Regions from separate parts of the Homo sapiens genome. Here regions 1, 2 and 3 are each linked to region 4. A link is a contact called in ENCODE Hi-C or POLR2A ChIA-PET data. All regions are on one chromosome and are shown on one strand. Each heading gives the region's core, a stretch centred on a gene start or an enhancer-like site at or near the end of the contact. The rest is flanking DNA. Distances are from core to core; before and after follow the strand shown.

What was found. Hi-C counts contacts between places; a loop is a spot of excess contacts on that map. ChIA-PET counts read pairs that join two places held with the same protein, here RNA polymerase II (POLR2A). Pooled maps may share reads with other maps.
Region 1: a loop to region 4 is called in a map of B cell, with 5 times the contacts of the local background. The contact joins the enhancer-like site here to the promoter of LINC01991 in region 4. A Hi-C loop is called at or near these places in 5 of 168 maps with a recorded cell type or tissue (B cell, CD4-positive, alpha-beta memory T cell, OCI-LY7 and 2 more) and 8 of 50 pooled maps. POLR2A ChIA-PET finds 5 or more read pairs at or near these places in 1 of 52 experiments (OCI-LY7).
Region 2: a pooled map shows a loop between it and region 4 (2.6-fold over the local background). The contact joins the enhancer-like site here to the promoter of LINC01991 in region 4. A Hi-C loop is called at or near these places in 1 of 168 maps with a recorded cell type or tissue (psoas muscle) and 9 of 50 pooled maps. POLR2A ChIA-PET finds 5 or more read pairs at or near these places in 3 of 52 experiments (CD4-positive, alpha-beta memory T cell, Panc1 and activated B cell).
Region 3: a map of CD4-positive, alpha-beta memory T cell shows a loop between it and region 4 (2.5-fold over the local background). The contact joins the enhancer-like site here to the promoter of LINC01991 in region 4. A Hi-C loop is called at or near these places in 1 of 168 maps with a recorded cell type or tissue (CD4-positive, alpha-beta memory T cell) and 8 of 50 pooled maps. POLR2A ChIA-PET finds 5 or more read pairs at or near these places in 3 of 52 experiments (Panc1, activated CD8-positive, alpha-beta memory T cell and activated naive CD4-positive, alpha-beta T cell).

The regions. Positions count from the first base shown.
Region 1 is chr3:188,241,651-188,247,376 of GRCh38, forward strand. The region is part of intron 2 of LPP (LIM domain containing preferred translocation partner in lipoma); the gene reads left to right. Among named protein-coding and RNA genes, the nearest start is that of FLJ42393, 66 kb to the left of the region's middle. Within about 2 kb of position 2,906, at least 4 of the 41 ENCODE cell types and tissues checked have a DNase peak (open chromatin) inside an H3K27ac peak, as active enhancers do; they include B cell and OCI-LY7, where a contact is called at or near this core.
Region 2 is chr3:188,343,424-188,349,611 of GRCh38, forward strand. The region is part of intron 3 of LPP (LIM domain containing preferred translocation partner in lipoma); the gene reads left to right. Among named protein-coding and RNA genes, the nearest start is that of FLJ42393, 170 kb to the left of the region's middle. Within about 2 kb of position 1,999, at least 4 of the 41 ENCODE cell types and tissues checked have a DNase peak (open chromatin) inside an H3K27ac peak, as active enhancers do.
Region 3 is chr3:188,319,917-188,325,668 of GRCh38, forward strand. The region is part of intron 2 of LPP (LIM domain containing preferred translocation partner in lipoma); the gene reads left to right. Among named protein-coding and RNA genes, the nearest start is that of FLJ42393, 140 kb to the left of the region's middle. Within about 2 kb of position 3,320, at least 4 of the 41 ENCODE cell types and tissues checked have a DNase peak (open chromatin) inside an H3K27ac peak, as active enhancers do.
Region 4 is chr3:187,972,087-187,978,190 of GRCh38, forward strand. LINC01991 (long intergenic non-protein coding RNA 1991) reads right to left here and starts at 4,321. Exons shown (of 3, transcript NR_135538.1): 1 at 4,240-4,321.

The DNA of each region.
Region 1 (5,726 bases), core at 1,656-4,155, 270 kb after region 4:
AGATTTCCTTCTCTCTTCAGACCTACAGCTTTCTCATCTACATGGACAACCTATTTTTAAAGAATCTTCAGAGAGTCGTTGACTTTGTTATAACTACTACTATATACGTAATTTCAGATGATAGAATTGAAAATTTAACTTGTTTTTCTAGAAAGAGTTTATTTTCCCTATAACTTCAAAGAGTAATGGTGGGGAGTAGGACATTCTGAAAATAAGAAGAAACATGTCAAATGAATTTCTGACTTCCAGCTAGGCATATGGAATAAAGGTCTTTATTCCAGTGACCTCTGCTCATTGGAAAACTTTGGGCTGGTAGATTTCATGATTCTGACGCTGTATGTCCTCTTGAGTTACAGTGAGTGATGAGGCCAAATCGCAGGGTGGATGATGTGCTTTTTTTGGGCTAATAGGTGTTAAGGAGGCATGCTGTCCTTTGGCGTTAAGACAGATCATTTCCTCAGTTGGGTAATGTTTAAGGAATCCACTAAATCCTTAAATATATGGCACACATAAGGAATGCAGAGCTTTTAGACACTCAGCCTTAACATGGGTTATTTTTTAGCATGGCTAATGGCTAAACTTGATTTCTACTGGGTTTGTTCAACCTATTTCTAACTTATAGGTAAAAGCCTGCTTTTTATCCTCTCCATCCTCATCACCTTTTTAGTTGTGTCTCTGCTTGATTCTTCTTGCATTCAGGTCTATATTGTATTATAAAAAGAAAGAGAGAGACAGAGAGAGAGAGAGAGAAGGAAAAGAAGAAGGAAAAAAAAACCACACACATTGAATGGGAAGGCAGGAGAGTAGAGCTCTGACCCCAGCTCTGTCATAGCCACCTGTGTGACTATTTGCAAGCATTTTCATCCATTCAACAAATACACACCAGGTACTGGAGATACAAAACTGTGAAAGACACGGTTCTTACCCTCACCACTTACAGTCAGGAGTAGAGAGTTAGGTACACAAATAGAATGTGAAATCACTTCTCCTTTCTGGGTCTTCATTTTACAAATGCAAGAGCCAGAACTGGGCCAGGTGATCATCAAGGTCCCTTCTGAGGCTAACATGCCATCATTCATGCAAAATTCATTAAACATCTGATAATCACTTACCTAAGTGAAAATTAGCAAACATTTCCCCTTTCTCCTTAGTTTGTAGGGGATGATATTGAAGACGAATGAGGCGATGTCTACAAAATGCTTTAATAAGCAAGTTGGAGAAAGAGATTATGTAAGTTTGAGGCATTATGATTAATGAAAAATGAAAACAAGGGCTGATGTTTTCAGAGAGAGAACAGATGGTTCCTTTGTTCAGAATTTGAGTATAAAAAAGAGAGGAAGAAAAGATACTTGCTATATTGTTTAGGCCCTGAATGTGAGTAACTTTAAAATGCCAAAACAATCTGGTTAGGAAAGTCCCATAGATTCAAAATAGCTCTTACAGTGATCAAACTATAATTAATATAACAAAAAAAAGACAGAAAAATACTAATAAGAAATGCCACAGTGACAGCTGACACAACCTGACAAAAACTCCTATTTTTACAACAACTCTAGAAACTTGATTTTTTCTGTTCTCAGGAGTTATACCACACTGTAAAACAAACTAGTGAGAACCGATTTAAAACTGTTTCTACCGTTCCCCCTACCCCTCAGGTTATTTTAGTTTCCCATGACTCATAAAGGAAATCTTCAGGATTCACAAGAAATTGGCAATTCTTTTCCATCTTTGCTGTTGAGTATTGATAGGAAAACAGCATAGTTTGGGGCAATTTAAGTAGAGAACAAACCTCCGGGGGCTTGGGGTGGTGTCTCAGAAGGCCGGATCTGGGAAGGGCCTTTGAAAAGCTTGCACGGAAAGCTGCGAAATAAATCGTTTCTTTTTCTCTTTCTTTACGTTCTAAAATCTCGTGATCTGTTTCTACAATACACAGGCTAATTGATGTTATCCTTTTGGCATGATTCTTGCTGTCCTGGGGTCTATCACTTGCAGGCTATGAGAATGAGGCCATAGACCACCACACTGGCAGCACTGAGCAAAAGGTGCTAGACCCTTCTGAGTTCAGGTGCTGTGTAACTGGTGCTGTGATTGGACAGGGTGACTAACCTCAGTCTCTCTGGGTGTAATTTCTTCACTGTGGAAAGAGGAGGCTAACTAGAAAGTTCACTCTGACACTAATCTGAGTTCAGGTCCACATCTTTTTTTTTAATTAATTATTTTATTTTTAAAATTTTTATTTTTTTGAGACAGAGTCTCGCTCTGTCGCGCAGGCTGGAGAGTAGAGGCACAATCTCTGCTCACCACAACCTCCACTTCCCGGGTTCAAGCGATTCTCCTGCCTCAGCCTCCTGAGTAGCTTACAGGTGCCCGTCACCACGCCCGGCTAATTTTTGTATTTTTAGTAGAGGTGGGGTTTCACCGTGTTGTGCAGGCTGGTCTCGAACTCCTGGCCTTAAGATATCTGCCTGCCTCGGCCTGCCAAAGTTCTGGGATTATAGAAGTGAGCCACTGCGCCCAGCGCACATACAATTGTAGGAAGGCTGAGAATGGCTTTTAATTTGGGAGCGTTTAAAAGCAAACATGCTTCCTCAAGACAACAGTAACAAAAAATTGACATCGTTGAGGTGGGAACTTCTTTAATGCTACCTGAGCCTCTTGCTGAAATGGTTCTATGCAGTTTTGCATAGCTAGGAGTGGTAAGCTCATTCACAGACATGGAAGAGGCAGAGTGGGCTTAGGGAGAGGCACCAGTCTAGTGGTCCAACTTGGGTTCTGGGTTCCAGTCCTGCTTCTGCTACTAACCCCATGAGACCTTGGAATGCCCATCTCTAAGGTTTCTTTCAGAGCTGAATCACTGTTTGGTCTGTGATTCATCAAAGCAATTAGAAGACTATGCCTCTCCTTCAAGACCAAGACTTTGGTCAGAATACTCCCTAGGGACTTTCTCACTGTGTGTGGCACTCTTCTCTATTAGACGCTTTATTCATTCTCCATTGTATTAGAGTCAAAAGTATGATTGTTTGTTGTAGAGGTGCCTTTTCCGTGTCATCTCTGATAATCTACCCCTCTCTCTCTGAGTAACCTAGGCTTTTAAAACACATCTCCTTTGGCTTAATCACACTGCCTGGTGTCTACTCAGCATTATGTGTTTGTTGTCTGCCCTGAACTGTGAACTCAGCCATGTCCTGCTCATTTCTGAAGCCTCAGCATGTACATCGGTATCTGGTTCATGGTAGATTTTCAATGAATCTGAGTGAATGAATGATGGATGAATGATTTTGTATCTCCTTACTAGGCATATGTTCCTTGAGGGCATGGACCGTGTCTAATGGGTGGCTACCTAGTGTCTCATTCTTGGTCCGTTGTTAGTGGTGATTTTTGTCCTCTTCTTTGCACTCATCATTCTAGGCTTGTATTAGGGTAAATTGTTAGCATAATTCTGCCTTGTTTCCCACCCTGCCCCCGCCTTTTTTTTCTTTTGAAACAGAGTCTTGCTCTGTCACCCAGGCTGGAGTGCAGTGACACAATCTTGGCTCACTGCAACCTCTGCCTCCCGGGTTCAAGCAATTCTCCTGCCTCAGCCTCCCAAGTAGCTGGGATTACAGGCACCCGCCACTACGCCTGACTAATTTTTGTATTTTTCATAGAGACAGGGTTTCATCATGTTGGTCATGCTGGTCTCGAACTTCTGACCTCGTGATCTGCCTGCCTCGGCCTCCCAAAGTGCTGGGATTACAGGCTTGTTTGCTTTTAAACAGTTTGTGGGCAGGGATGGTATTTTCTTATGATTCTATTCCTCACAGATCCTGGCCCAGAGCCATTAGCAGAGAAAATTCTCAGTAGATGTTTGCTGACCTAAACTTCATTCCACCACCTTTGCCTTCCTTTTGCCTTTTCACCTCCTCTTAGAAGGTACCTTATATGATAATGTCACCTATGCAATAAAGACCACAAAGTAAATTTAATAAAATAGAAGGCATGCTTCCCTCTTTTCTAACCCCACACTTTTTTTTTTTTAAGATCAAAATAACGTTGCATTTGTGTGTGCCCTGCTTTTATTTATTTATTTCTTTTGTAGACACGAGGTCTCACTATGTTGCCCAGGCTCTCTCCAACTACTGAGCTCGGTGATCCTCCCACCTCGGCCTTCCAAAGTGCTAAGATTATAGGTGTGAGACACCACACCCAGCCCAGCCCTGCTTTCACAAAAAACAAAATAATGATGAATATATTGTACTACCCTCACTGTTTTCATTTGTCTGTGAATGCTTTTTATTTTATCAGGAAAAGGAAAAATTTCTGTTTCTTGACTGTAATTGTTGAAATGTATTTTCAAAGTTTTTTACTTTATTTTTGGACTGATACCATAAAATCGTGTGAAATGATGTGAGGATTTTCTAATGGAGAAATGACTTAGAATATCCCTTGGATGTCCTATCTGCTTTTTAATTGTTTTATCATCCCAGACATGTTTCTCTATTCCTGTCTATTCTTTTATCTGTAAAATGAGGTTATTGAACTAGATGCTGTCTACAACTTTTTTTTTTTCTTTCATTAACATTAAATCTCTGGTACCTGAGAACATTGGGATCAGGCTGATATGTCTAGGTGTCTATTTCTTTGGTCTACCCTTCAAGTAGGAATGAAAACCCATAGAATTTCTGTAATTATCAGCCTCAATAACTTTCTAAAGCCTTTAGGAAGCAGATACCCTGCAATTTATCTCACTAATTTGTTTGTGATTAACACTCTCTGCCCCTTCTCATATCCCAAGCTCAGTGTTTTGATATTTAATTACAGGGAATTCTTTCCTCTTCATAGATGATATAGCAATTGTATTTCATTTCTCTTATCTGAAATCTCTGCTGACTTTCCATGTCTTATGAATTTAAATAGTCTAAATAGGGCATGAGATCTTAAATATTCCTTCCAGTTTCTACATTTTCTATTCAGCAACAACATTTTCCCTGGAAAAGGGTGAAAGCCTGTGAGTCCCCCACAGGGCAGGAGCACTGAATACACCCACATTTTCCTACCATCTGACATAGATGAGACACAAAGTAGGGACTCAGATGATTATTTAACTGAATCAACTGGATTCCTTAATTCTCACAATATTATCCTTCCTAATTTGTAAATAGGGAAATGGAGGCTTAGTCACACAAAATATCTTGTTCGAAGTTACTAATCAATTAAGTAACTTAATAATTTATTGACATCTGAGGCATTTCTCTCTTTCTACAGCCTCAGACCAGAAATGATGGGATTTCAGCCTTCTTTTCTTAGAGATTGGTGAGCCAAGACCTGGAGAGAGAACTCTGGTTGTCTTAAGTCACCCAGATGAACTATTAATAGAAAAAGAATTCTACTCAGTCAGTACTTAAAAGCTTGACATGTTTGTGTGGAGACCTGTGTGTGACTGAGTTCAGATCACTCTAATTTCCTGGGCCTCACTTGACCCATCTGTGAAATGGGGTAATGAGCTCTTTTCGGCATGAAGGCAAGGAACTGTCCAGAAGACCTCTGGAGAATTCTTCTTACCCTGAGATCAAGGGTTCTGTGAGTAGTACAACTCACACCCAAAGTCTTAGTTGCAGGGCACTTTAGTGGGAAAAAAAAAAAAACGCTGAGGCTATTTTTAGAGCCTTCATCTGGTTATAGACTAGTTGGTAGGAGAGCAATACCTTTGAAAAGTTAAGAAATAGTTTTATACACTGTGTTAAGGA
Region 2 (6,188 bases), core at 749-3,248, 370 kb after region 4:
ACGGATAAATATATCAGAAAAGAATGTACTGTAGATACCTACTATCATAGTTTTTGACAGCTCTGTGAGGCAGAGATCTAACTTGTTCATTTAGAAACTGCAGTTATCACACTAACCTTCCCTCCGATGCCAATTGTTAAATATTAATAGAATAAGCTTTGAAAAGTAATTAACTGTATCCCCTGTCCCCACAGAAACCCATCTTGAAACTATCAAGAGGAGTTTTAAGCAAGCCCTGAAAGGTTACAAAAATTACTCTCAAGAAAGAGGAATTTTCTCTCTTTCTCTTTTCGTTATATTTTGGAGGTGGGGAATGGTAGAGAGGGAATGATAGAAACCTCTCAAGTAACCTTTGGGAGGTGGAGAAGTAAATAGTCTGGGAGCATGCTGTAGAAATTTAAAATAATCCTGTGGCAATAATTGGTATCAGTGGCAGTAATGAAGAAAGAATAACAGTTTCAATAAATAATTAGACTTGACAGTAAATGTGTCAACAGGTACCCACTTAATGAGTGTAATCATTGTTTTTCTCTGCTCTCAACGTTGATCCACTGACTGCGGTGTGTTCTCTGTCCCATTTCCAAACCAAATCTATTTAAAGCTGCACTCCACGGAATCTGCAACAGTATACCCTGTTTACTATTTAGAGCTGATACCTAATGTTCTTTAATAGGCAAGATCTGTACTTGAACGAGAACAGGCTTCTGGCCTCTTGTAGACGGTTGATTATCCCTGTTTTCCACAGGGTGATTCATTAGCAAGGATGAATAATACCCAATTAAATCTCATGGACTTGTCTATATTGCCAGAGTGAATTGTTTATTATAATTTGGTGGAAACAGTCCTAGTCTGCTTTAAATAAAATTAATCAGTTACCGTTTTTTGAAGTGGAGGTAGAGGCAGTAGTTATAAGTGAAATTACCTCTGTAATAACCTGAATAGAATCACATTGTTTTTGGGAGCAAAGCAGTATGTTGTATGTTATGTGCACCAGAAGCCATGAGAATCCTTTTCTAATCCCAGCTGTAATGTCACCTGGCTGTGTCACCTAGGCAAGTCACCTTCCCTCTATGAGGTCTGTTTCATCATCTAATGACAAAGTTGGACCAGTTGATCATGGCATTACTTCCGGTTAAATGTTCTCTTATATATGATTTTATTTCCTAGCTAGTCCCTTCTCTCTCCTGGTGCCATGTTTCCAAAATCATAGGACAGTCCTATGACTCTACTGCACAGCCACTGTGGAAAATTAGTTATTTTTCTGCTTAGCTTTTGCTTCTTTTACATACCAGACATGCAGTTAATGACTTTTATTATATATACTGTAAGAATGGGCATTTATACACCGGTAGCGGTAGTCCCTTACCCCAGCAACTTGCAATTCCTTGTTAGGAAAGAAAAGCTGTTTTCCTCCACATTTCTTTACTCTGTGACATTGTTCCCTGATCTGGGTCTTATGAGAGGATCTGGTAAACTTCCCCCCTATTAAGACCGTTAGGAAGAGGTGGATGCTTCTTCCATTATTTGATTTTTCCAGAGCAAATCACTGGATCTGTAAAGGAGATCAGAATGTCAAAGCCAGAGGGGACTTCACGAAGTAATCTAAACAAATTATTTCATGTCACAGATGGAGATTTTAGTGTCTGGGAGGGAATCTGATTTGTCTAAAGTGTTTTTGACTGATCTTGGACTAGAATTCTTCTGACTACATAGTTGTATCTTTAAGTAGAGAAATCTTTTTCTATAAACTATCCTTTCACTTCCTAGTTCTTAAAAGGCCATTATCTTCCAGGCAAAACCAATTTCATTTTCAGCATGGGGATGTGAGATGTCCTTAAACATAAATGGACTCCAGGTATCTTCATTAATTTCATGAAGACATGGCACAGAGGGTTCCGGCTACCTTCTGCTTTCCGTGTTTATTAAAAGACTGTGGATTCCCTTGCAGTTCTTCCTGTAAGAGGTTGTTTGACGCTGACATCATCACTCTCCTCCACCCGCCTCCTGCCCTTTTCTGAATCAGTGAATTATAGGAATCTGAGAATGAGCTCCTGTTTCCTGCACATTGTTGGGGAACATTAAAAAAAAGAAGACAGATGAGGGATTTATAAGCAAGAGGACAGAAGAATAATAGCCAACACAATGAAGTCTAGTTCAAGGCCTGCGATTCCCAATTGCTGGGCTACACAGCATTAATAGCAGTGTCTCTCACCCTTTCAGACCCTTCTCTCTTATTTCAGACCCTTCTGCCTTATTCTTGTGGGGATGGGCTGGGACTGAGAAACAGCTAGTATAATCATTGCCAAAATGAAACTCACATGTACATGGGGGCTTCCAGGTCTGGAGAAGAGTGTAGTAATTGTTACCCATCCGATAGAAGGTGCTTAGAGACCACTGGACCTAAGCACTTACCTGGAACCTCACAGTACAGAGGTTCAAAGAGTAGAAATCAGTTGACTGAGTCTGAGGTTCAAATCCTGGCTCTAATTAATTTGCTATGAGTTTAGTGAATGCCTAACTTTCCTCTGAGCTGCACTTTCTCCATCTGTGAGATGGGAGGAGGAGGGTGGCATAGATGATGTCAAAGGAACCCTCTGATTTTCATGAGTCTCAGATTTGCCCAAGGACCTGCAGCGAATGTGCAGCCAAGCCAGATCTTGAATTCAGAGCCCCTTTTTCTGGTTTGAGATGGTCATCATTATAAGTTCCACTACCCATACTTTCCAAACAGTATGTTTGCAGCTTTCAGCCTTGTTTTATTAAATCTACTTTTTCTCTTTTATTTGACAGTCCCTTTCTGTCCAGGGACCTGCCTAAAGTAGCAAATCTTTTTTTTTTTTTTTTTTTTTTTTTTGAGACGGAGTCTCGCTCTGTCACCCAGGCTGGAGTGCAGTGGCACGATCTTGGTTTACTGCAGCCTCCGCCTCCCAGGTTCAAGCAATTCTCCTGTCTCAGCCTCCCAAGTAGCTGGGACTACAGGTGCACACCCCCACGCCCAGCTAATTTTTTTTTTTTTTTTTAAGTAGAGATGGGGTTTCACCATGTTGGTCAGGCTGCTCTCAAACTCCTGACCTCAGGAGTCCACCCGCCTCGGCCTACCAAAGTGCTGGGATTACAGGTGTGAGCCACCGTGCCTGGCCTAAAGTAGTAGTTCTTAATATACGTGTGTGTATGTGCGTGCACACGTGCATACACATGATCCTGTGTTTGGGGCAGATGTGAGGATTATGGAATTTTCAGAAACTCAGATGAATTTATGAAATAGTTGGAAAATGCAGAACTCCAGAAAATGCTATCAACAAGTTTAGGAGGTTTGTAGATGCTCTGAAGGCCATCCATGAGTTAAGCAAAAGTTTTCATTCTATGTGGGAAGTATGAGATGACATTTGAGTGGCATACATTTCCTTTTGCTGTTGGATTTTCCCCGTAGTCACCTATTGTTATACTCTGAGTGTTAGGCTCGTTTTGTAGCATGACTTTTGGCATGTATGTATCTCAAACTATTGAGTGATATTTTAATATTGAAACTCTTATTCTACTTCATTCATTCACTCATGCATTCAAATTCAATTTTAATTCAGAATTTGCTAAATGCTAGACATCTCAATACATTATTGTATATAATCCTATAAAATAGAAAATTGCTAGGTGCTCAGAGAGGTTGAGTAATTTGCCCAAAGTTTTACAGCTAATAAATATAAAATCTGGATTTAAATCCGGATTTACTCCAAAATATGTGAATACCTCCAGAGATAACATTGAAGACAAATAGAGACAATGATGCAAGTTCATAAACCATGGAAATTTCTGGTAGAAAATGGTAGATGGGCCCCAGAGGAATACAGAGAATGTGTACTATGGGATTTTAGGAAGGGACAAGATCATACATTATGAATTACTTCATATCATAATTCGTTAACTACGTGTTTATCTGGCTCCTTAAGAAAGAATAAAAAAAGCTAGATAATCATATGAAACACATTATGCATAACTCAGTTTTTTTCTTGTTCTTCAAACTTCTGTCAGGTTAGTGCTCTCAATATCTTCATTTGGTAAGTGAGATGAGGAGATGAAGAGTAGTTAGGGTCATAGTGCCCTGATCATACTGAGTTTTCACCTAAATAGGAATTTCAGTGCTTTGGGTCATCTATTTTGTTCCCCTCCTCCCGGCCTACCCCCCCATTATATTGAGCTTGAGACTTTTAACAGAGATAACTTCTGACCACGCACAGATCAGCACAAATGCAGATGTGAGCAGCTAGAATTTGGATGCTGCCAAATTGTGATGACTGCCACATGTGTGAAGCTAAAGCTTAGCACCTGATGACCCACTGTGAGTGTGTGGGGGGGCCAGAAGAGTGAAAGGCAGGTCAGAGATGGAAGACGCCTCGGAGTTTCTCAATGGCAGTACCTTCACCTTGCAGATGCAGAAATGGAGGTGGTTAGAAGGGGTAAGACTTACTAAAATTCACACAGCAGGTTAATGGCTCTCTGAGAATAATGGCAAAACAAGAACAAGGCTTTATACCAGCAATCTACAGTAGTATCTACTTTTATTTCCTACCTTTCCGTTGGCATATACTCACACTGATAGGCTTGACAGGCAGATAAACCTGTATTTGAAGGTCAGCAGGATTAGTTGTGTGGCCTTGGATAAGTTACTTGATTTACTTGGGTCTCAGGTTTGTTGTCTGTAATAGAAACCATACCCTTTTTCTTTTCTTTCTTTCTTTTTTTTTTGAGATGGAGTTTTGCTCTTATTGCTCAGGCTGGAGTGCACCGGCATGACCTTGGCTCACTGCAACCTCTGCCTCCTGGGTTCAAGCGATTCTCCTGCTTCAGCCTCTGTAGTAGCTGGGATTACAGGCATGAGCCACCACGCCCAGCTAATTTTTTGTATTTTTAGTAGAGACAAGGTTTCACCATGTTGGCCAGGCTGGTCTCAAACTCCTGACCTCAGGTGATCCACCTGCCTCAGCCTCCCAAATTGCTGGGATTACAGGCATGAGCCACCGTGCGTGGCTGAAACCATACCCTTTTAACAGGACTATACCAGTGTACTGTTCAATATACAGAAATACTATCACCCATCTGATTAATAATCCTTATCACAGCCCAATGAGACAGGCACAGATGTTCTGCTTTTCAAGATTCTATTTCCTAACTTCATCTTGACAGTTGTAAGTCTCTTGCTTCTCAAAGTTTGGTCTGAGGACCGGAAGCATCAGCATTACATGGGAGCTTGTTAGAAATGCAAATCTCAGATCATACTCTAGAACTTCTGAATGAGAATCTCTACTTTAACAAGAGCCCCAGGTAGTTCATATGCTCATTAGTGTTTGAGAAACATTCACTTCGGCCCTCGCCCTATTTCAAGGCTATTGCTGTGGTGTGCTGACAATGCCTGGCATGCTGCCAGCATTCTTGGGGCATGCTGTACCATGCCTTGAGATAGCGGGGTCCGGGGGGCGGGGATGCTGTGAAGTCACTCCTTGGGAATAATGGAAGACTGGGTTGAAGGGATCCAGCAGGCTTTATCTTTTTAACACCCTTCATTTCCTTAGAAGTTACTATTCAGAAGGGGTCAAACTGGGATTGGATTCTAAGTCTTTCTGATCCAAAGTCCATGTTCTTTTCATTAAACCACGATGTCTCAGTCAAGAGGAATGCTGGGTTGTGGGTGATAACTGTTCATTCCCTGTAGTGTGAATATTTCCACACTGGCTGCTTTACCCTATTACTCAATTCCTAGAGGGGAAGAATTTTTTTAAAAAAATTTAAAAAGCCTGAGTTGAAAGCCAGGATCCTGCAGCTTAATCAGTTATTTTTGCTTTTTAATGAGGGTGACTATTGTGAAATAAGTAATTATTAATTACTCAAAACTAATGAAATATTTTAGTTTCCTTGCTCAAAAAGCATATGGATGCTAAAAGAAAGCATATGGGTGCTTTCTGGGAAGCATATTGGTGAATGGACAAATTACAGTGGTGCCAATATGCCTTTGCTGTCTGGCTGGGGCCATCAAAACGTGTGCTGGCATCTGAGTCCTCGTGTGTTTAAAGGGATTTTTTAAAATTCCCATTTGATAAGTGCCTGGGGTTGCCTCTGGAGTTACACAGCGCTGTCTCATCAATCTTTCTGCCATGCTTTCACTCAGACATTACTGGCTGAGTATAAACTCGGTATAA
Region 3 (5,752 bases), core at 2,070-4,569, 350 kb after region 4:
TGGCTATTTCTCAGCCTTTCCCTGTTTTTAGGACCTTGACACTTTTTTAGTGTAACGGTCAGGTATTTTGAAGAATGAGTGTCTTGCAACTTGAGTCTGACTGATGCTTTCTCATGATTAAATTGGGGTTTTAGATTTCTGGGAAGACCACCACAGAGGTGAAGTACGCTTCTCATTGCTTCATATCACAGCGTACATGATGTTAATGTGAGTTATTACTGGTGATGTTAATTGTGATAGTGGCCAGTTTTGTTTTATTTTATTTTTTAATAGAAGACCAGTTGTCTGGGACTATACACACTCCAACACATTTGCAAATTGGTGGCAATGATTATTGACTAGTCCTCAAACTACTAACTTCATGATAATGGAAAGCCGAAACTCCCAAATCACATGGACCTCAAAGTTCAATTAGAAAATTTGGTTAGGACCTGACGACAATGTTGCGATTTGCTACAGCCTGCCCTGCAGTCTCAACTCTGGGGTCCCCTCAGTGGTGAGCTCAGTCACAGTGCTGCTTCTGTGTATACTTACCCAGTAAACAACCCAGGCATTGGGGCCTGTCTCAGAAACCACATCTCCAATAGAAAGGAGAACACTTGGGAAAGCAGGAAGGAGTAAGAAACGGAACTCGCCCATTCCTGACAACTAATCCTTTTCCTTTCTAAGTATGGCTTAGTGGATGTCAGCCATTCACTGTTCAGGACAGGATAGGGATGAGGAGAGAATTCTTTTTCATTTGACAAGGACATTGAATTTTCCTTATCCATGGATCAAGACTAGAAGGTATGGAGAGGAAAAGGGCTTCTCATCTCTTTCTTTCAGTAGCTTCATGCACTGATGCATCGTACTTACTGAATGTTTTACCTTCTCTGTGCTCTTCTCAGAGGATGCACAGAGGATTGGGAAGAGGAAGTATTGGTGACTTGATCTAGAAAAAAGAGATTGTTTCAAGCCACAAAAAGTTTGAGGGTAAAATCTCAAGTCCTGTGTGTGATGAATCAGTAGAAAAGGTATCCCAGTGGCCAGTGTGAGTAAGCTGTCATATTTTCGGTAGTAATCCTTGGTCCTGTTTGATTTTCCTCATCCTCACATATAAGATGGAGCCATTTCTCCCTCTGGCGTTTGCCATCACAGTGTCCTGCAGTCTCTTGGTCTTGAGATAGAAGGTTGAGAGAAACACTTTGCAGTATTGGGAGAACTGGGTCTGCCTGTGGGAGTACTTGTATCTCAATCAATATTACAGAACTTGGCTCCTTGTTTCCAACAAATGTTTTGCTCTGTTCTCATCCTGGGAGTTGAAGGTTGAGGCGAGGTGGGAGATGTGCTGTATAATATGGCAGCCACTAACCACATGTGGCTGTTGAGCACTTGAAAGGTGGCTAGTGCCACATGTTGAAAAATAATATTTTGGATATATTTGTAAAATAATTTTTTTCAATGAGCCTTTTGAAATGTGGCTACTAGAAAATTTTAAATGGTGTATGTGGCTCCTATGATAATTCTATTGGATGGTGCTGGCTTAGAGCCTGGGAAGAACATGGATCAGAGTCAATTGACCTTGTGTTCTCCCCTGAGTTCTAATAATATTGTCATTAAAAGGAGAAGCTTCAACAGCCATAATTTTCATTTTAAAAAGTCTAATTCAGAAGAATTGGCTCATTTTATATTATTGCTTGGACTGGAGAAAAATCTGACATTTGGTATTTTCATAATTGAGAACATAACTTGCTGACTTAAAAAAAAAATCACAACATTTTGTGCTTGGCCTTAGGTACCAGCCTTTGAGCTCTTTGAAAATAGGGATTGGGTCTTTTTCTCTTTCTACCATCCTTTTTCCCCCAAAACCACACACTAACACGTAGAAGATGGTTAACTGGCATTTGTTGAAAACCAAAATAACTTTAAATAGAGAAAACTTTGTGAAGCTACCTTGTATTTATGGTTGGAAGAGTGAAATACCTTTATAAGGCATCCCATTTTCTTAAGATAGCCAGCAAAAATGAAGAACATTGATCCAAGTGTTTATTTACTTATTGATTTAATTACCATTCTCATCAGGTGTCCCTGTCATCTCAGCTTATGATAAGGAATCTTTTCAAGATGCTTCACCTCATCACTCTCTAGGTAAAGGGGGACAGAAAAGGATGCTGCTTACATATACGAATCCCCATCTTTGCTCAGATATTATGTCTAAGGGCCTAAGGACTGGATAATCTTATTTTTTCTGTGGCTTGATCCTTTCCAACATTTAATCTATGGAGGTTGTGAGGATAACAATGAAAAGGCAAGTTTAAGCTTGGACTGTAGATACTTTTCACTGGGTGGTTTTATTTTATTATGCTTCATTGTGAACCAGAGCCTCTGTGAACATATGACTTATAGGCCCTCAGGCTTCCACTGTGTCCCTTTCCCTGATTCGTCCTTCTTCACTGCATGCCCTGGTGTTGGGTGAGGGAGCAGGCTTTATGTGATGTCATTTTCTCAGAGCCCTGAGCTGGGAAATTCAAGAGTCTCCATGATTCCTAGTTAGGCATGGAAGAGACCCTAACTGGTCCCTCAGGAACATGTTTGGTTGGTCAGAGGTAACTCTTATAGAATCTATGATGGCTTAGTCGTTCACTCTTCCTAGAAAAGACCTCTTTAAAAAGGCCTTTTGGTTATATACGGCCTGAGTTTTAAGTAATATTTGCAATGTTGATTCTCTGGTAGAAGAGAATGAAAAGTTGTGAGTGCTCTTGGAAGAGTGCCGGACAGCTGTAGTGATGGGAAAAGTATTGGCCTTGGAGTCAGACCTGTGTTTACTTCCTGGCTCTGCTATTTTCTAGTTGTATGACTCTATGCAAGTAACTTCTCATCTCTGAGCATTAATTTCTTCACCTGTTTGACATAGACAATGTCTGCCTCACAAAGTTGTGATATGTTAATGTATGTGGGATACCTATCTCAGGACCCAATACTTAGTCTTTATAAAACACTAAATGAATTGGTTTTCTCATGTATGTCTTATGGTTTTGCTGGTGATGGACCAATAGTCATCTTCCATCTTCACTTTAGAGGTGGGGGAAAAGGGCATTAGAGTGATTGTGTGGTAAAATCCACTCTAATTCTAGCTGTGAGAAAAAGAGCGGTGAAAATGTGGTAAGCAATTGCTTCTAAAAAGCTTGGACTAAAAGCGCTTGATGGATTTGTGCTGGCTTCCCGGTAGACTCATCTCTGTACTGCCCGCACAGCACAATTAATTGTTGTTACTAGAGAAGGAACAAATAAAGAAAAGAGAGAGAGCAGACATAAAAACATCCTTTCATCTTTCTGAAGACAGTCCCCTTTGTCAGATCAGTGGAGCTGTACCTGTGAATCACCTTGGGAAAGCACAGTGTGGGTAACTAGAAGGAAGGTCTTGTGGCTCATTTTGTACCCACTTCCTGGGCTGGGGAAATATCTAAACTAACCTTTCTTACTTGTCAATATCTACTACCGTTCACCATGCATCTTCACAGATGAGGGCCTCTTTCTCACATCTTCACTCCAAACACATTACTGTGTAGACAGCCACTTATTTTCTGGGAAGAAAACTTTGCAAAGCAGTAGCAGAATAAAGTCGAGGGTAAACAGAGGCCATGGAAAAGCACTAGAGTTTGAGTGCAGAGACATGAGTCTGAGCATGAGCAGTGAATAGCTCATGAAACACTCAAGTTGCATTCTCCTTATGTGGAAATAAAATAAGTCATGGTTGTTCTATGCACGTGGCACCTGACCTTGGGTCCTTATTGCTATGCTGCTAGAGTCTATGAATCAAGATTTGCCAGTTGTGATCTTGAAATTTAGTCAGATTAAAAGGGAACTCTGACTTTGAGGGTGAATGCCCCAAGTGGGCATCTTATTCTCCTATGGATTCAGCTTGTTAGGCAGAATGGAAGTGGAGGTCATAGATTTTAGGGTTTTCTCCTGGGATTGAATCCAGCTGAAGCAGGAATGATTCTGGGTGAGCTATATAACGTCTCTGAGCATTAGTTTGTCATTTTCTTACATAGGAATAGAGTTATTGCCAGATTTGGAGATAGTACATGTTGCAATGTGGTTGACACAGAATAAGCTTTCAATAAATGATTGGTATTGTTGTTGTTGTCGTTATTATCTATAACTACAATAATTTCCCTAGCCTTATTTTATAGGGATAGGTTGTGGCAACATGAAATGTGACTTGGAAAACTGATTTGCACTAGATAGATAGAAACCATGTTTTTCTATCTATATAATGAACAATGTCATTTAAGAAAGCTTAGAGGCAATTCCACCAGCACCATCTTCTTTTTTATTTCCATTCCTAGATTATTTGCCCTCAAGTCTTTGGTAATTTCTTTTTGCCACATCTCTTGAATGTTTCTTCTTTACTATATTCCATCTATTATTACCATAAGTCCAACGTTCATCACCTCCTGCTCCACTGTTGTTCCTGTCTCCTGGCTCTCCTAGAGCCTTGGTTCTCAAAGTGTCATTCACAGAGCAGCAGCATCACCCGAAATGCGTCATCTCAAGATCTACCAAGACCTCCTGAAGCATGAGGCATGTTCACCCCCGTGTTGTAGGACCTCCATATAACTCATTTAACTACTTCTCCTGCTCAGAGTACATGCTTGGCCAGTGCGTGTTTGTTCTGCCTCCAGAATGTTTTCTGACTCTGATTGCTATCATTACTTCTTTTGAATCTACCTAAATTCAAGTTACCATCCATTGCCATGACTATGGCAATAGTCTCTGAAATTGTCTTCTACTTTTATGGTTTCCCCTTGTGGCCTTTTTCCACACCATCTGGAGAGATCTAAAATTGTTGGTCAGATCATATCACACCCCTCCCCTTAAGCCATACGGTGGCTGCTGTAGTATCTGCAGAAGGTCCCTGACTTATGATGGTTTGACTTACAATTTGTCCACTTCACACTGAGTTTATCTGGGTGTAACCAACCCCATAGAAATCAAGGAGCATCTGTAGAAATGTTTGAAAGGCCCTTTCATGGCCTGCAAAGCCCTGTGAGATGACTCTATGTTCTCTCCTTTTTTTTTCTTTCTTTATTTTTTTTGAGATGGAGTCTCGCTCTTGTCTCCCAGGCTGGAGTGCGATGGTGCGATCTCGGCTCACTGCAGCCTCCACCTTCTGGGTTCAAGCAATTCTCCTGCCTCAGCCTCCCGAGTAGCTGGGATTACAGGCACCAGCCATCACGCTCGGCTAATTTTTGTATTTTTAGTAGAGATGGGTTTTCACCATGTTGGCCAGGCTGGTCTCGAACTCCTGACCTCAGGTGATCCACCCGCCTCGGCCTCCCAAAGTGCTGGAATTACAGGTGTGAGCCACTGCGCCTGGCCTCTCTGCTTTTTTCATACCACTCATCACTTTACACAGTAATCTGTAGACACACTGACCTTCCTTTAGCCCTCTGTATAAGCCAAGCTTTTTCCCACTTGATCTTTCTCTGATTCTGTGCAAAACTGGCTTGGAAGTATCTTTCAAGGCTTAGCTCAAATGTTAAAGCCTTACCTAGCTCTTCCCCATTCTTTAGCTAAAGTAGCACACATACCCCCCTCCCCATCATTCTTCTGTCATTATCTTGCTTTATAGTCTACAAAGCATGTATGGTTCTCTAAAAGAGTGATTACCATGCTTTTGTTTTCTTTATGTACATTGCAAACTGTTTTGGTGAGAAATATTTTAGTAATAATAATAATGGTGAAGATTTAGTGAGTGTTTGCTATA
Region 4 (6,104 bases), core at 3,071-5,570:
ATAGGGACCAGAACTGAAGCAGGGGTGTTGGAGGTGAAGAGGAGAGGAAGGATTTTGAATAAATCAACGAGACAGTGTCTCCAGGATTCACTGGGTGTGGGCTGGAGGTTGGGGTGAAGTCATCTAAACAACCTGAGATTTTCTGACAGGGAGAGCTTATGTGTGTGATGCTTTAACCAAGATAATAAACACAGGGAGAGGAACCAATTTCAGAAAGAAGTTAATGAATGCAGTTTGGAATATGTTCAGTTTAGGATGACTCTGAAATATCCAAGTGAAAAAATTTAGTCACTAGTTAATATGCGCTTGCAGTTCAAAACAAGGAATGAGATGGAAATATAAGAACTTTTTTTCATTAGATGTAAAACTCTTGCTAAAGACATATTCATTACTCTTCTAATGAATATACTCAGATAATGTACTCAGTGATACATTCCTTTTCAAAATTAATATTAGGAAAAATGTCTCTCAAATAATCAGGACACATACTTCAATCAGAAAAAGAATATTATGTACGTCATCATGTTTACTTTTTTGTCCTGCCTGCCAGGAAGCTCAGTTTATATTTCATGCTCAGTTGCAGTAACTACACCAAGCCTTAGAACATAACACATTGGCTTTCTCGCTATTGTTCTAGTTTTATCTTCTTATTTGCAGTGTAACATCCCATTGCATGTCCCGTATATTGAAAGCTGCCTCTACTTCTCTCTGGTAATAAAAAGTATGTATGTTTTCACTTGATATTATTAAGTTAAGGTTGAGCCCTATTTATTTCAAATATTTTTAAGGCTCCCAAAAAGCAGCTTTTTTTTTTTTTTTTTTTTTTTTACAGTCTATGACAGTGGCTATTTTTTCCCCAGATAAAAGAGAGAAAATTAAACAACAGCAACAACAACAAAAAAACCCACCCTCTTTGGAAAGGGAATTGATCCTCAGGGACTAGTTAGAGCCAAAGGAGCCAGAAGCTTATAGATCATTACAAAAAGCTAGAGCCATTGACTCAAAAAGAGCATCCGAATGGTATGAGGAAGAAAACCTGAGCAGATGAGTTCCGACCCAGCCCCTCTCCTACTTCTCAGCCAAGTGGAACGCTTTACTCCCAAGATGAGGTAGGGCCATGACGAAAATAGCATCAGAGAGGGTTTGAGTACATTTCTTTCAAGTTATTAAGAGATATCCTTAACCTTAGAGAAAAAAAAAAGTCATCATCATGATAATTTTTATCATTTAACAATGCCCTTGAATCCATTATCTACCTGAGTCTTCTCCAGTGTTCTGATGGGTAGGTTAGGGCAAAAACTGCCATCGTTCATACTTCATAGATCCATATATTCCCACATAATGTCACCTCGGGCCACTTTTAGGAAACACCTATCAAGCTGGGCTTACTTCCCTTCATTAAGATCATTCACAGTTATGAAAGTAGAATAACAAGGCTGGGCGCCGTGGCTCACACCTGTAAAACCAGCAGTTTGGGAGGCCGAGGTGGGTGGATCACCTGAGGTCACGAGTTCAACACCAGCCTGGCTGGTGAAACACCCTCTCTACCAAAAATACAAAAATTAGCTAGGTGTGGTGGTGGGTGCCTGTAATCCCACCTACTTGAGAGGATGAGGCAGGAGATTTCCTCGAACCCGGGAGGTGGAGGTTGCAGTGAGCTGAGATTGTGCCATTGCACTCCAGCCTGGGCAACAGAGTGAATCTCAGTCCCAAAAAAAAAAAAGTATAATAACAAGAGCAAATGATATTACCTGATTTTTGCCCTGCACTTTCAGATTCTAGAGCACTGCCACCTCCATCATAATATGTGACCCTCACAGCCATCCTCTGAGGTAAGCTAGGGAGGATTTATTATCCCCATTTCACAGATAGAAAAACTGACACTCAGAGATGTGCAGTAACAAGTTGCGCTCCCTCTTAGCTGCCTTTGTAGAGTTAAAAAAGGGAACATGGAGACCATGTGCTCCTGGATGTTCCTCCACGGAGCCCAGCAGCTTTGGAATCCTCTCGAGCTTTCAGGAGGAGCCCCTACTTCAGGCTTCAACAGCTCATTTACTGGCATAGTGAGATGCTAATGATAGAAACCACCAAATGGACAGTTTTAACTAATCTGACTTCCCCCTTCACTAATGAATGCAGCCACTTTGTCCCACAAAATCAGTAGTGGGTTAGAACCCCTTCTTTCCTTCTGGTAGAATTCACCTGCCTCTGGTTTCATCAGCCAAGAGGCCTGAGAGCAGCCAATCAAGAAAGCAGCAATCAAAGTAATTTTTAAAGGAGTTGATGAAATTAAGAACATTGGGTTTTATTAAGCCAGGTCCAGAAGACCTTCCTAGCTGTGAGACCTCATGCAAGTCATTTCACCTCCCTGTGTCTTACTTCCATCTGAAAAATGGGTCGAAAATAAGCCCCGTCTGACTCACCATGTAGACTAGTTCTAAGATCATAGTTAGGTGTTATTAGCACCTTGTAAATATGTTCTCAGAAGGCGAGGGGTACTCAGTTCTATCCATGCAGGAATTTCCAAACATGTAACTCAAGGGGCAGAGAGGTAGCCTAGGAAAAGCATGGGCCTCATGGGACACAGACTACTAGGTGTGGCACGTGCAGTGACGCCTGCATTGTGGTGAGAAGAGAGACACAGGGATGCCACAAGCAGCTACACAAGACCCCTTTCCACATGTACCCAGGCTGACAAAATCACCAGAAAATACAAGCCTTTAAAAGAATCAATTAGTCCCACAATTTTATTCCCCAGGGAAGATAAAATTTACACGCTTCCTGTAATCAATCAATCCCACAAACCTCTTGAAACTTCAGTCAGAAAATTTGCAAACTGCTAAGCAATACACAACTTTTTTTATAGGTGGCAGACTAGAGGTGGGAAGGGAACATCAGGCTCTTTGATACATGTAAACGAAAACATGTTGGTCTTTAAAGAGTTATGATGAACTCTCGGTTTTTCAATAGGAGACTAGAATTTTAAAATCATAGACAGTAGAGCCAGAAAACCTCTTAGAGGCCATTTTCTAATGTATCCTCCCCCCACCCATTTTACAGAAAAGGAAACTAAAACTCAGACAGACGTGACCTGCTTCCAGTTATACCACAAGGTAAAATCAGATAAAATCATGAGCTGTGTCCCTTTCTGCATTTAACTCAGCACACATTTACTAAGCACCAACCAAATTCTTGCTGAAGAAACAAAGATGGATAAGTCGCAGAATGCATCTTCAAGGAATTCAGAGTCCATTAGGGAGACAGACATATAAGCAGATGATTCCAGCACAGATTGGCATGTGCTATATTAATGATACAGAGTGCTATGAGAATACACAGAATTGGGAGTGGCTAATTCTGCCTGGGGTTGCCAGGAAAGTCTCCATCCAGGAGTGGGCATTTGAGTGCATTGACAGATAGAGTGGAAGAGCATTCCAAGCAAAAGGAAAAGAGTGAACTAAAGCAAGGGGACGGGAGAGAACACAGCTTGTGTGGAAAGCCCCACACAAATAGTTTGAAACAGCTGGAGGGTTTATAGAAGGTGCTGCAAAACCACCTCAGGGGATGTCACTAGGTCACAGCTGCCACCCTCCACCTCATTTGGCATGCTCCCTGGGGCTACGGCCTGTGTCCACCTAATGGGCCAGTATAACACCTGGCCAAGTGCCGATGGCATGGTGGGGCTTAATGAATTCCCTTTGAAGATGAGAGGATTGTGAGGGAGAAAAGAATTTGCCACTCAAGTGAGTCAACTGGAACGGAAGGTGTGTCCTGGCTTCTGAGACCTAGCACTCTGGCTGGTTGACCAGACAGCCGAGGTCACCTCCCCTGGGGCCACAGGGTTCTACTTGGGAACATCAAGTCTTTTTTCAGCAAGTTGTTCCTAAGCCACAACACTCTGGCTCACCCCCTGCCTTTGTAGTTTTACCAGTATAATTGATCCCAGAGCTCGGTTTCTGCCATACCCCTTGGTTTCCTAGGGAGTGATGATATATGCAGGCCTCCTTGGAGCTGCAGCACAGCCCAGGCCTCCTGGGGGAGAACACGGAGGGATATGTAAGAGGCAGACATAAATAGTCTTGCACTGCAGTAGTCATCCTTTTGGGTGCTCTGAGCTTCCTGTCCTGAGCTAAGATTTTCCTCTGGGGTTAGCTGAGGCACAGAAAGATAAACAAAGCTTTAAAGTGACTCCCCTCATTGGAAAGCTACAAGCACTTCCAAGACACCATTTTTTCCTACCTTCTGATAAGCGTGTCTAGGCTTCCCATCATCACACCCTGTGAAGAATCCGTAAGGTGTGTATGGGAAGAGGAGAGACCACTTGAGTATGAGACGTCTTTCAAGTGCCCTCCCACATATGCTAGGTCTACAAAATGTCAAAACAGCCAGGCAAATCATGCCAGGATTCATCATGGCAGGGGGAAACCAGTCACCCCTGATACTCACCATTGAGCAGCCCAAACAACTCTTAATGACTAAGGTTTTTTCCACTTACACCTGGTTCTTTTGCTTTCACCACACAATCGTGTTAGCAAATGAGATCCTTGAGTAAGCAAAACAGGTCCTTCACCGATTATCTTGTAAAAACACATTCCATATCCTACTACAGATATTTAGAGCAAGCAACATTTATTCACCTAGGTTTTTCAAAACACGCCTCCAAGCCATTTTTACCATGTAGTTGCTATGATCTGAAAAATCAAGTGTGTGCACAAGCAGGCAGCCAATGGCTTGCGAGAGAAGGATAACTGGGCAAAGAACAAAATTAAAAGCAAGTCACAGATGCAGAAAATGCACTTACAATTTATGTAACTGGATTAGTACCCAGAACACAGGAGGAAGAAAATTCTACACATCCATAAGGAGAAAAAAACATAGAAATAAATGATCAGTCTATATCAACAAGGAAAACTCTGAAAAGGAAATAATCCTAAAAGAAATGGAAAGATGCTTAACTTCACTGATACTCAAAGAAATGCAAAATAAAAAATTAGGAGATGCCATTTCAGACCCATCAGATTGGCTAAAATTTTAAAAGTCGGACAACATGAAATGTTTGACATGATAAAGCAATGACAAAACATGTAGACACTGATGATAGGACTGTAAATGAAAAAAAGCCATTTTGGATAGAAATTTGGCAATATCTATCAAATTTGAGGTTTAGTAGACCTTATATCTTAGCAATTCCACTCTTGGTATACAACCAAGAGAAGCTCTTGCATACAACCAAGAGAAGCTCTTGCATACCTACATAAAAAGCCTTGTATTTAAGAGAATTGTTTTTAAAAGAAAAAAGTAATTTAAAAGTTCATTAGTAGGAAAAGGCTTTATAAATTGTGATACATTCATATGAAGGGATATTATATCAAATTTAAAGTGAGTGAACTGAAACTAACGTATCAATATTGATACATCTAAAATAATAATGTTGAATACAAAAGCAATTTTTAGAATAATCAATATTATTCATGCAAATTTTAGTAACATGAAGTAATACTATATATTGTGTTGTACACATACTTACGGAGTAAATCTACCAAACATGGACAGGACAGACGCATACATCTTTGAGACGGTAGCTATTCTGGGGAGGAAGGAAAAGGGCTGGAAGGAGGCAAGCGACAAAGGATACAGTTATTTTTGGATTTCGCTTCTTTAAAAAGCTGAACCAGGTATAAGGAAATGTTAACATTCTCAAAAAATCATGGTGGTGGGAATGTGAATGTAAGGGTCAGTATAAGTTAGGTTTTGCTGCAATAACAGAAACCCCAAATCTCAATGGCTTAAAAGAGCAAAGATTTCTTTTTTTATTTCATACATTGTAGGTTGGCAGAAGGTGCTGCTTGTTGTTGCCACTCAGGGACCAAGGCTGACAGAGCAGTCACCACCTCCTTGCTGGCAGCTGCACCAGAAGGAAAGAGAGAGCAATTACATGCTCCAGATTGGAAGTGACACACGCTGTCTCCTTTCACAGCTAAGTGGCCCAGACTAGCACCTGGATTTACCTTGCTCAAGGGCCAGGAGTGCAATTCTACCATGTTCCCAGAAATGGAAAGAACTGGAAATATTTAGCTAACAGCGTGAAACTTCACTACGATGGA